Linked DNA regions of Homo sapiens: region 2 is linked to region 1. The links are chromatin contacts, found by Hi-C or POLR2A ChIA-PET in ENCODE. All regions are on one chromosome and are shown on one strand. The core of a region is the stretch at or near the end of the contact, and the rest is flanking DNA. Distances in the headings are between cores, read along the strand shown.

Evidence for each region. A loop is a pair of places that touch in the nucleus more often than their neighbours do. ChIA-PET counts read pairs that join two places held with the same protein, here RNA polymerase II (POLR2A). Pooled maps may share reads with other maps.
Region 2: a loop to region 1 is called in a map of CD8-positive, alpha-beta T cell, with 5 times the contacts of the local background. The contact joins the enhancer-like site here to the promoter of LPIN2-AS2 in region 1. A Hi-C loop is called at or near these places in 3 of 168 maps with a recorded cell type or tissue (CD8-positive, alpha-beta T cell and naive thymus-derived CD4-positive, alpha-beta T cell), 15 of 37 single-sample maps with no recorded cell type and 13 of 50 pooled maps. POLR2A ChIA-PET finds 5 or more read pairs at or near these places in 7 of 52 experiments (B cell, CD4-positive, alpha-beta memory T cell, GM12878 and 4 more).

The regions. Positions count from the first base shown.
Region 1 is chr18:2,964,600-2,969,185 of GRCh38, reverse strand. It overlaps LPIN2-AS2 (LPIN2 antisense RNA 2), which reads right to left and starts at 2,186. Exons shown (of 3, transcript XR_001753322.2): 1 at 2,144-2,186; 2 at 1,517-1,614. The region is part of intron 1 of LPIN2 (lipin 2); the gene reads left to right.
Region 2 is chr18:2,634,998-2,639,583 of GRCh38, reverse strand. No RefSeq gene overlaps it. Among named protein-coding and RNA genes, the nearest start is that of SMCHD1, 18 kb to the left of the region's middle. RefSeq lists enhancers at 2,249-2,298, 2,889-3,068. Within about 2 kb of position 2,768, at least 15 of the 41 ENCODE cell types and tissues checked have a DNase peak (open chromatin) inside an H3K27ac peak, as active enhancers do; they include B cell, CD8-positive, alpha-beta T cell and GM12878, where a contact is called at or near this core.

The DNA.
Region 1 (4,586 bases), core at 937-3,436:
TTCATAATTAGTTCTTAAGCTTTAAAACAGTCAGAAATTTGCATTTTTTAAAACCACCCAGAATGATTTTCATGTACACAAACTTTTGAAGCAGTGTGGTAGTAAGTAGTGTTCTTTAAGTTCAACCTTGATAGGAAGTTCCCCACCAGGTCTACTCTTTTTATTTCCATATCTCTAAGTTGGTTCATGCAACAGTCATCAAGACTAACTGATTCTCAGCTCCCTGTGTGTGTCTCTTCTACCATAGAGCTGTGCAGTCTCTTGCCTGAATTTGTTGTGGTGACTTCTGGAGTAGTCTCTCTGCCTTTAGCTACCTCTTCTCTAGTTCATCCTCCCCCTGTGACCTAATCCTGTCGCTTCCCTGAACAGAAGAAGCACTGATTGCACCCATTGCCCACATGATAAACTTGCACAGGGTCAAAGGCCTTGTGGCATCTCACTCTTGTCCCTCAAACTTAGCACACTTTCCCATAAGCTGTTCTCTCTGCCTGGGACTGCCCACTGGGAACCTTCCTTCCTTAATCTGTTCAGCCCTTTACACATACTTGCACTTCTAGAACAAATATTTTCTGCTGCTTGAAGCCTTACCTAACTCTCCCAAGTAGATTTTTTCTCTTTTTGTTCTCTAGTCTTCCTAACAGTCTCCCAAATAGCATTATCATAAGGGATTATATAAGACAGTATTTGTTATATCTCTTTCAAGAACCAAGGTCCTCTGAGAGAGGATGAGGGCAGAATTTTGTTTATCTTCATAAGGACTTACTGTAGTGACTGGCATGAAATAGGTGCTTAATTTTGACTGTGTGAAAACTGAACTGTACCAGAAACAGGCCAGTATAATGGGCATCTTTTTTTGTGATTGTTTCTGAGTTAAACCTGTAGGAGGATTACATCGAGAGGCCTTTCCCGGGTAAGGCTTCTTCCAGATTTCCTTTTTCATTGTGATGAAAAAGCTGTCTGGATACTCGGTGTATTCAGGAAGTTTGCTGGGAGGCACTGGGTTTTCGTTTACAGAGTCTGTACAGGGACTAAATCGTCCTAGAAATGAAGGAGAACACTTTGACCAGTCGCCCTACACTGCTGGGGCAGCAGGAGACCCGCTGTGTTCTTGAGGAGACATTTGGGGCTCTTTCTCCACTGAAGGTCTAGGAGCGGTGAGTGTTAGAGGCTCAGCTGTCAGCACTTCTCATGGGCCATCTTAGCTTCAGGAAGACCGCATGGGCTTTAATGAACCATCTGTTTTGTGCTCCTGGGGGGTAGGCCAGGTTGTTCTTGTGCGGCTGCTATTTTCTATTTCTTGTTTTATAAAGTGAGAATTTAAAGATAGCTAATATAAAATAATACAAAACTAAAGAAACAAATTGGCATTCTACTATGACGGGGAAAAGAAATAACCAGGAAGTACAAAGTAAGGCATTTGCTTGAATTTAAATGTCTGAGAACAGCTTCCCTCGGAAAGGCTGGATTCCCCGTCAGGGCTTGGCGTCGGGAGTCTGTGGCCCTGCTTTCAACTTACCCTAGACTGCGCTGTGTTGTATACTCTTCCTTTCTTCTGTCTAGCTAAGTTGTAACCTCCTTTCGTTCTTTGTAATCCCTTAGCATCTGGTGGGCACACTGTAAATGTTTTGTAAAATGTTGACTCAGTTAAGCACCTACACGATGTGGGCAAGCCCCTGGGGGACTGTCACCCCCTGCCCTCCCTGACCGGGGAGAAGCTTGCGGCAGCTGCTGCGTGGGTACCTTTGCGTTTCATCACTTACTTTTGGGGGGAAGTTTTTACCATCCAGAATCCCCCCCAGATTCATATTGGCCACCTCTAGGTTACTCTGGGATTCTTTGAGAAAACCATAGGGATTTAGTATAACCTGAGTTCAGCCCTCAGATTTTTTTTGCCCTCAGGGACACCACATGACCTTGAGACCCAATGATTTAAGCCATGGGTCAGAGGTAGTGGAGAAAGTTGGGACCCTGAGTATAGGTAGAACTGGGTTCTAGTGAATAGTAGACACCTCTTATCTCAATCTCAAATTTAAAATGAAATTAATAATGCCTGCTAGCATAACCCACATTCTCTTTTTGAAAATCAAATGAGGTATGTTTGAGGAAGTTCTTGAAAAATATTACATGCTAATCAAATGCAAACCGTAATCATGGGTGTCCTGAAGGAGTTTGGTCCAGGAGCACAGGGGCAAGCTGGAATGTTTACCTACATCCTAGGTAACAGTGTCCTGTTGTCTATTTCCTGAAGCATCTGGTGTCTCTCTTCCCTCCTAGCATACTCCTCATGTCCATGAGCAGAAAGTTAGCTGCAATGGCATGTTCTTTGGTAAAAGCTGTTTTAACCTCTGTCCGTAAGCCTCATGACATGTGGCGCTCCCAGGAGTCTGCTTTGTAACACTGGACCATGGTCCAGCGGGAGGGTTAATAGTAGTGGTGTGAGGAGACTTGGAGGGTAAGTATGGCTTCTTTGGATTCCCTGTAATCATTTCATCTTTAAGTAGTCAAGTCGCATTAAGTAAAAATGATACTCAGATTGCTGAAAGCAGCCCACTTGCAGTAAGAAATCTGGAGGCTTCATGAAGGCTTTTATCATGTTTACTTAGAGCATTTCTGTTACTTAGAGATGCAATTAAGGGCTTAGGTTCTAGGCTCATACTTGAGTTTGAATATTAACTCTGCCACTTAATAGTGTGCTGACCTTGGATATTTCTGAACCCGAGTTTCCACATATAAATGGGAATACCAAATCCATGGGTATCTGTGAAGACTACATGAGATAACATACAGGTTAACATAGCACTTGACACATGAGAGACGTGTAACAAGTTTAGTTGTGTGTTCGTTGGTAGTAGTACTAACAATACTAGTACCGATTAGATATTTGGAGATAAACTTAAGAAACAGATTTTGAAACACTTAAAATAGTGGTTTAGAATGTATCCATTTTGAGGCCAGTCGTGGTGGCTCACACTTGTAATCTCAACATTTCGGGAAGCCAAGGCAGGTGGATTGCTTGAGCCCAGGAGTTCAAGACCAACCTGGGCAACATGGCAAAACCCCGTCTCTACAAAAAAATACAAGAATTAGCTGGGCATGGTAGCACATTCCTGTAGTCCCAGCTTCTCCGGAGGCCAAGGTGGGAGCATCGCTTGAGCCCAGGAGGCTGAGGTTACAGTGAGCAGAGATCGCACCATTGCAGTCCAGCCTGGGCAACACAGTGAAACCCTGTCTCAAAATGAAAATAAAAGTAAATAGAATGTGTCCATTTTGTGCTGATAATTTATGAATTTTTTTTATTGTTTTTAAACTACCTTTTATCTCTGATTACTCTTTTCCTTAACAAAAGTTATTTTTGATTGAACACATCAAATAATTGAAATAATTTTAAGCAGTTTTTGTAGGAGGGGGATTGGTATTTGAACCTATTTACTGATGCTTTTTTTTTTTTTTTTTTGAGATTGGGAGTCTCACTCTGTCACCCAGGCTGGAGTGCAGTGGCACGATCTCAGCTCACTGCAACCTCTGCCTCCCGGGTTCAAGCGATTCTCCTGCCTCAGCCTCCCGAGTAGCTGGGGCTACAGGCATGTGTCACGATACAGGCCAATTTTTTTGTATTTTTAGTAGAGATGGGGTTTCACCATATTGGCCAGGCTGGTCTTGAACTCCTGACCTCAAGTGATCTACCTGCCTCGGCCTCCCAAAGTGCTGGGATTACAGGCGTGAGCCACCGCGCCTGGCCCATTTTATTTATAAATCCATACTCCATATAGTGATTATTCATTTTAGTTTCTTTGATGCTCAGCAAAAGATGCTAAGCTGATCTTCAAACTTTTGGTGAATAACGAAATCTTGAAAGCTACCATTCATTCCAGTGTGTGTCCTTTTATACCTTAAAATATTTGATAAGAAAAATATGATAGTGGGCACTGTCAAATTTTATGCATGAAGGACTAATTTGGCGTATTGAATTTTATATGCGAAGGGCCATTTGGTCTCTAATAAGTATTGTAGTTGCTTATTTTCTACTGCTTTTTTTTTTCTTCACTTTTTTATTTGAGTAATCAATAAGTACTTCTTTTCCTTCGGAGCTCCCAATACTTAATCTAGCCCATGGGAAGGTACCTAGGCCTAAACAGCACACTGTATATTACATACACTGTGTAGCAGTCAGGCCACATCTGAGCCATTGTGTCTAGCTGTCTTTAAATATCGTTTTTAAAGATGGACATAAATAATTGTCATAAGAGTCAGAGTAGACCCAATCAGTTCACATATTTTAAGGAACAAGAATGCTTAGCCTAGAATAGAAGAGACTCTGATAAATTCTTTGGTGTGTTGTGGTTTCATTTGGAAGAGCGTGGTAATATTCAGTGTGATTTCTAGTGGACATAATAGTTCTCTGACATTTTTATGGACTTCTTGGTAAAGTAGTGAGTCTCTGTCAACTGTAACGATCCCAAAACTGAAATGCAGCATAGCATGCGATGTTTAAGAAGAGACTTGTCTTAGTCAGCTTGGGGTACTGCAGCAGAATACCATAGATGGTATTTGGCTTAAACAACAGACATTTATTTCTTACCATTCTC
Region 2 (4,586 bases), core at 1,519-4,018, 330 kb after region 1:
AAACTATACAATTGGCAATAGATGGGGAATTTACACATGTTACACATGGGCTCTGTAGAATAGCTAGACTTTGAAGCCCCGATCTTCCCTTTGGGGTCCCTTTCTATTGCTATCACTGCCAGCTCCTTTTTGGTAAATCCTATTACTTTTTTTTTTGTGGTTGGGAGAGGATCTCACTCTGTCGCCCAGGCTGGAGTATAGCGGTGCAATCACAGCTCACTGCAGCCTCCACCTCCCTGAGCTCAGGAGATTCTCTCACCTCAGCCTCCCTAGTAGCCGGAACTACAGGTGCCCACCACTATGCCTGGCTAATTTTTGTATTTTTTGTAGAGACAGGATTTTGCCATGTTGCCCAGGCTAATCTCGAACTCCTGACCTCAGGTCAGGAGGCCGATGCATTTGCCTCGGCTTCCCAAAGTGCTGGGATTACAGGACTGAGCCACCACGCCCGGCCACTATCACCTTTTATGAACATACGTCCCCACCTTAATTCCTGGCAGCATAGTAGAGACTTTGCTGGTGTTCAGACTATAGTATGTGTAAGAATAACCTGTACTGTGTGTTTAAAATACAAATTCCTAGGTTCCACACCCAGATATTAATATTTTGAATCAGTCAAATATGAGACTGAGAATGTATATTTTTAACAACTTTCATGTGGTTCTGACAGAGATAGTTCAAACACCACATTTTGAGAAACACTGAACCAAATGGGACAAAAAAGGTGATGGATATAGAAAAGAATATATTGAAGCCAATCTGAAAAGGCTACATACTGAATGATGTCAAGTATATGACATTTCTGGAAAAGGCAAAACTATGGAGACAGGAAAATGATCAGTGGTTGCCCAAGGGCTGCGAAGAGGAGGGATGGGCAGGCAAAACACAGAGGATTTTTAGGGCAGTTAAATTATTCTGTCTGATACCATAGTGGTGAATACATGTCACTTATACATTTGTCCAAACCCAAAGAATGTGCAACATGAAGAGTGAACCCTTATGTAAACTACGGACATTCCGTGGTTATGATGTATCTGCATAGATTCCCTCATTGTAACACATGCTGCTCTCTGGTGGGCAATGTTGAAAACCAGGGAGCTGGCATGTGTGGGGGCAGGAGGTACCTTTCTTTCCATTTTGCTGTGAACCTAAAACTGTTCTAAAAACATAGTCTCTCGCTCTCTGTTTTTTTTTTTTTAGACGGAGTCTCGCTCTGTCGCCCAGGCTGGAGTGCAGTGGCTCCATCTCGGCTCACTGCAAGCTCCGCCTCCCGGGTTCACGCCATTCTCCTGCCTCAGCCTCCGGAGTAGCTGGGACTACAGGCGCCCGCCACCACGCCCGGCTAATTTTTGTATTTTTAGTAGAGACGGGGTTTCACCGTGTTAGCCAGGATGGTCTTTATCTCCTGACCTCGTGATCCACCTGCCTCGGCCTCCCAAAGTGCTGGGATTACAGGTGTGAGCCACCACGCCCGGGCTAAATTTCTGTTTCTTATCTAAGTTTCACTTTCTTTAGAGAGAAATAATCTCTTCTCTAAAACTATATTACTCATCCTCCCCTTACAAGGCAATTGGCCGGTTCTAGAGTTAGAATGCAGCATCCCCACACAAGATACACAGATCCTATAGCACACAGGTCATTAGCCATCCATAACCATATCAATTATGAAAAATAAGGACACTTTTTGTCACATTCCTCAAAATGTGTATTTTTCAGTTCTAAATATCCCTATTAATAGTTAATTTAAGTCCGGGCACGATGGCTCACGCCTGTAATCTCAGCACTTCGGGAGGCTGAGGCGGGCAGATCACTTGAGGTCAGGAGTTTGAGACCAGTCTGGCCAACATGGCGAAACCCTGTCTCAACTAAAAATACAAAAATTAGGTGGGCGTGGTGGCACGCACCCGTAATGCCAGCTACTCGGGAGGCTGAGGCAGGAGAATCACTTGAACTGGGGAAGTGGAGGTTGCAGTGAGCTGAGATTGTGCCATTGCACTCCAGCCTGGGCGACAGAGGGAGACTCCTGGCAAAAAAAAAAAAAAAAAAAAAGGTTAATTCAAGCTGACACTTGCCAAGCCTGGGTCAGTTCCTCCTCACAGAATGTACTCTGGCTTGACGTGAATCTGACTTCTATAATTGCCCCCTGCTGTCCTGTGGTACATAACTCTTGATACTTCTGAGATGTGATTTAGAAAATGAATACTTCTCCAAAGGAAACAATAAATTTGCAGAGATAAAACTGCCTAAATCATGCTGAATATGTTGCACAAGGAGAACCAAGCCCTCCCCATTCCCAATCATATGTATAGGAAATGTAGACTTTTTCAAGGCAGTCAGCAGGAACAAAATATGCGCAAAGACTCTGTTTTCATGTTTTTGTACTTTAGTTTTGTATTAGATATTTCCTGCTTCTACAGCTGTTGGGTGTGTCCCTCCTCCTGTTCCGGTGATGTAAACCTAAAAAAAAAAAAAAAAAAAAAAGAAAGCTTCTCAAAAAAGAATAAAGAAGTAAACACACACACACACACACACACACACACACACACACAAACACTGAACATTTTAGATTCCCTGTTATGTCAACCCTTTTCATTTTAGAGAATGTTTTTGCCTCACATGTGCAAAACTAAATCTATCCAACCTTGTTGCTTTTTCAGAAGAAAAGGAAGTATACACTTGTGTATTGTCTCCAGCTTTGCTAGCCTAAGAGAAACTAACTGCTTGTAACTCAAAGCCAAATCCTCAAGGTGTTCTAGCTCAAAGCCAACCACAACAGGAAGGGGAAGTACACAATATCTTACACTTTATATAATTTTGCTGTTCTCTCCTCACGTCCCTACGTCTCTCACACATCTCTAAATCTTCTTACAGGGCACAGCATCCTTGGAAATGCAGGAAACAGCTTCTGGATATCTGATGCAGGGCTCCCCTTAGATTTTTCACAGCGGCCGAGCAGCCTCCTATCTCCATACAAGTCGAAGTCCCCATTTTCCTCTGCTGTGGTTGAAATTTTCACAGAGTGCTCCTCTGGAACTACAGTCCTACTGAGCCTTTTCTATGGCCTTCTATGCAGTTACTTTCCCCAAACAGGACCCTTAATTCTAATCAGAGCTTGAGAAACTCTGCCAGCAGTCAGACTGTGATAAACAATGTTTTCGACAGGACACAGAAAGGCCAACAGAACAATGTTTCTAACCAAACATAATTAATGCTGTACCGTAGTTGGAAAAAAAAAGACTAACCATTCCTTCTTAGAATCACCGAACAAAGGCCAAACCCTATAAAAAGCCCCTCCCTGGCTGGGCACGGTGGCTCACGCCTGTTATCTCAGCACTTTGGGAGGCCAAGGCGGGCAGATCACTTGAGGTCAGGAGTTTGAGACCAGCCTGACCACATGGTGAAATCCTGTCACTACGAAAAATACAAAAATTAGCTGGGCGTGGTGGCATGCACCTGTAATCCCAGCTACTCGGGAGGCTGAGGCAGGAGAATTGTTTGAACCTGGGAGGCGGAGGTTGCAGTGAACTGAGATCACGCCACTGCACTCCAGACTGGGCAACAGAGGGACTCCGTCTCGGGAAAAAAAAAAAAAAAGCCCCTCCTTGCTCCATGTTTCTGAGATATCCCATGACCAGTTCCTCCTCACTACAGCAAGTACAGTCATGCAACTATTTTCTGTAGGTAAGACCTGTGGTCTTTTCTTTGGTTGGTGAGCTTTAACTGGCTTTTATTATCTCTGGGTGGCATTTTCAATTCTCAGAGTGATTGTCCCATAGAATTGAAGTCTCCTAACCCTCCCTTCCCCTAGAAGCCGCATTCTAATCAGGGCTTGAGAAACTCTGCCAGCAGTTAGGCTGTGATAAACAATGTTTTCAACAGGACACAGAAAGGCCAACAGAACAATGTTTCTAACCAAACATAATTAATGCTAAACTATAGTATAGCATCCCCTGCCCCACCACACCACACCCTTGCTTACTATACCTACTTGATGGAACTCCCCAAGTTCCTTCTCTTTGCCCCAGGATAGAGGTTGCCTTAAGGAAAGACATCAGGATAATGCTGTTCTTGGCTCCCGGTTACCCAGTGACTCCTTCCTTTCCATGCACAGATTGAGAGCATCCACTGCCGGGCGACTTTTTTGTCTGTCCTACTCGTCACCCTCCATCAGGGGATTTTGGTGGAAGTGCCAGCCTTTCCCAGCCCTTTCCAGGCCTCTACAGCCAGTTCTGTTTCTAGCCTGACTCAGTTCCACATCTTTCCTCCCTCTCCTGAAAATGGACAATTTTGAGTAACCAACTGTTTGACTTCTCCATATCTCTCTTCCAGGATGTGAGGCATGAAGATGCGGGTGTGAGAGTAGATCTAAAATTCATTTTCAAGGATCCAAATAACTTGGCCCTTGACCCTCCTGGTGCCTAGAAAACCAACTCTCTCCAATAGACCTACTCTCATCTTCCCTACTCCAAAGCTGTCAGATACCTAGGGAATCCGTTTTACAACCATTTCATTGGTCTCCCAGCATTTTGATGGAATTTTGCATTGTTTATCTTTGTGAACAATATACTTCTCTTAAGTGCCTGGGC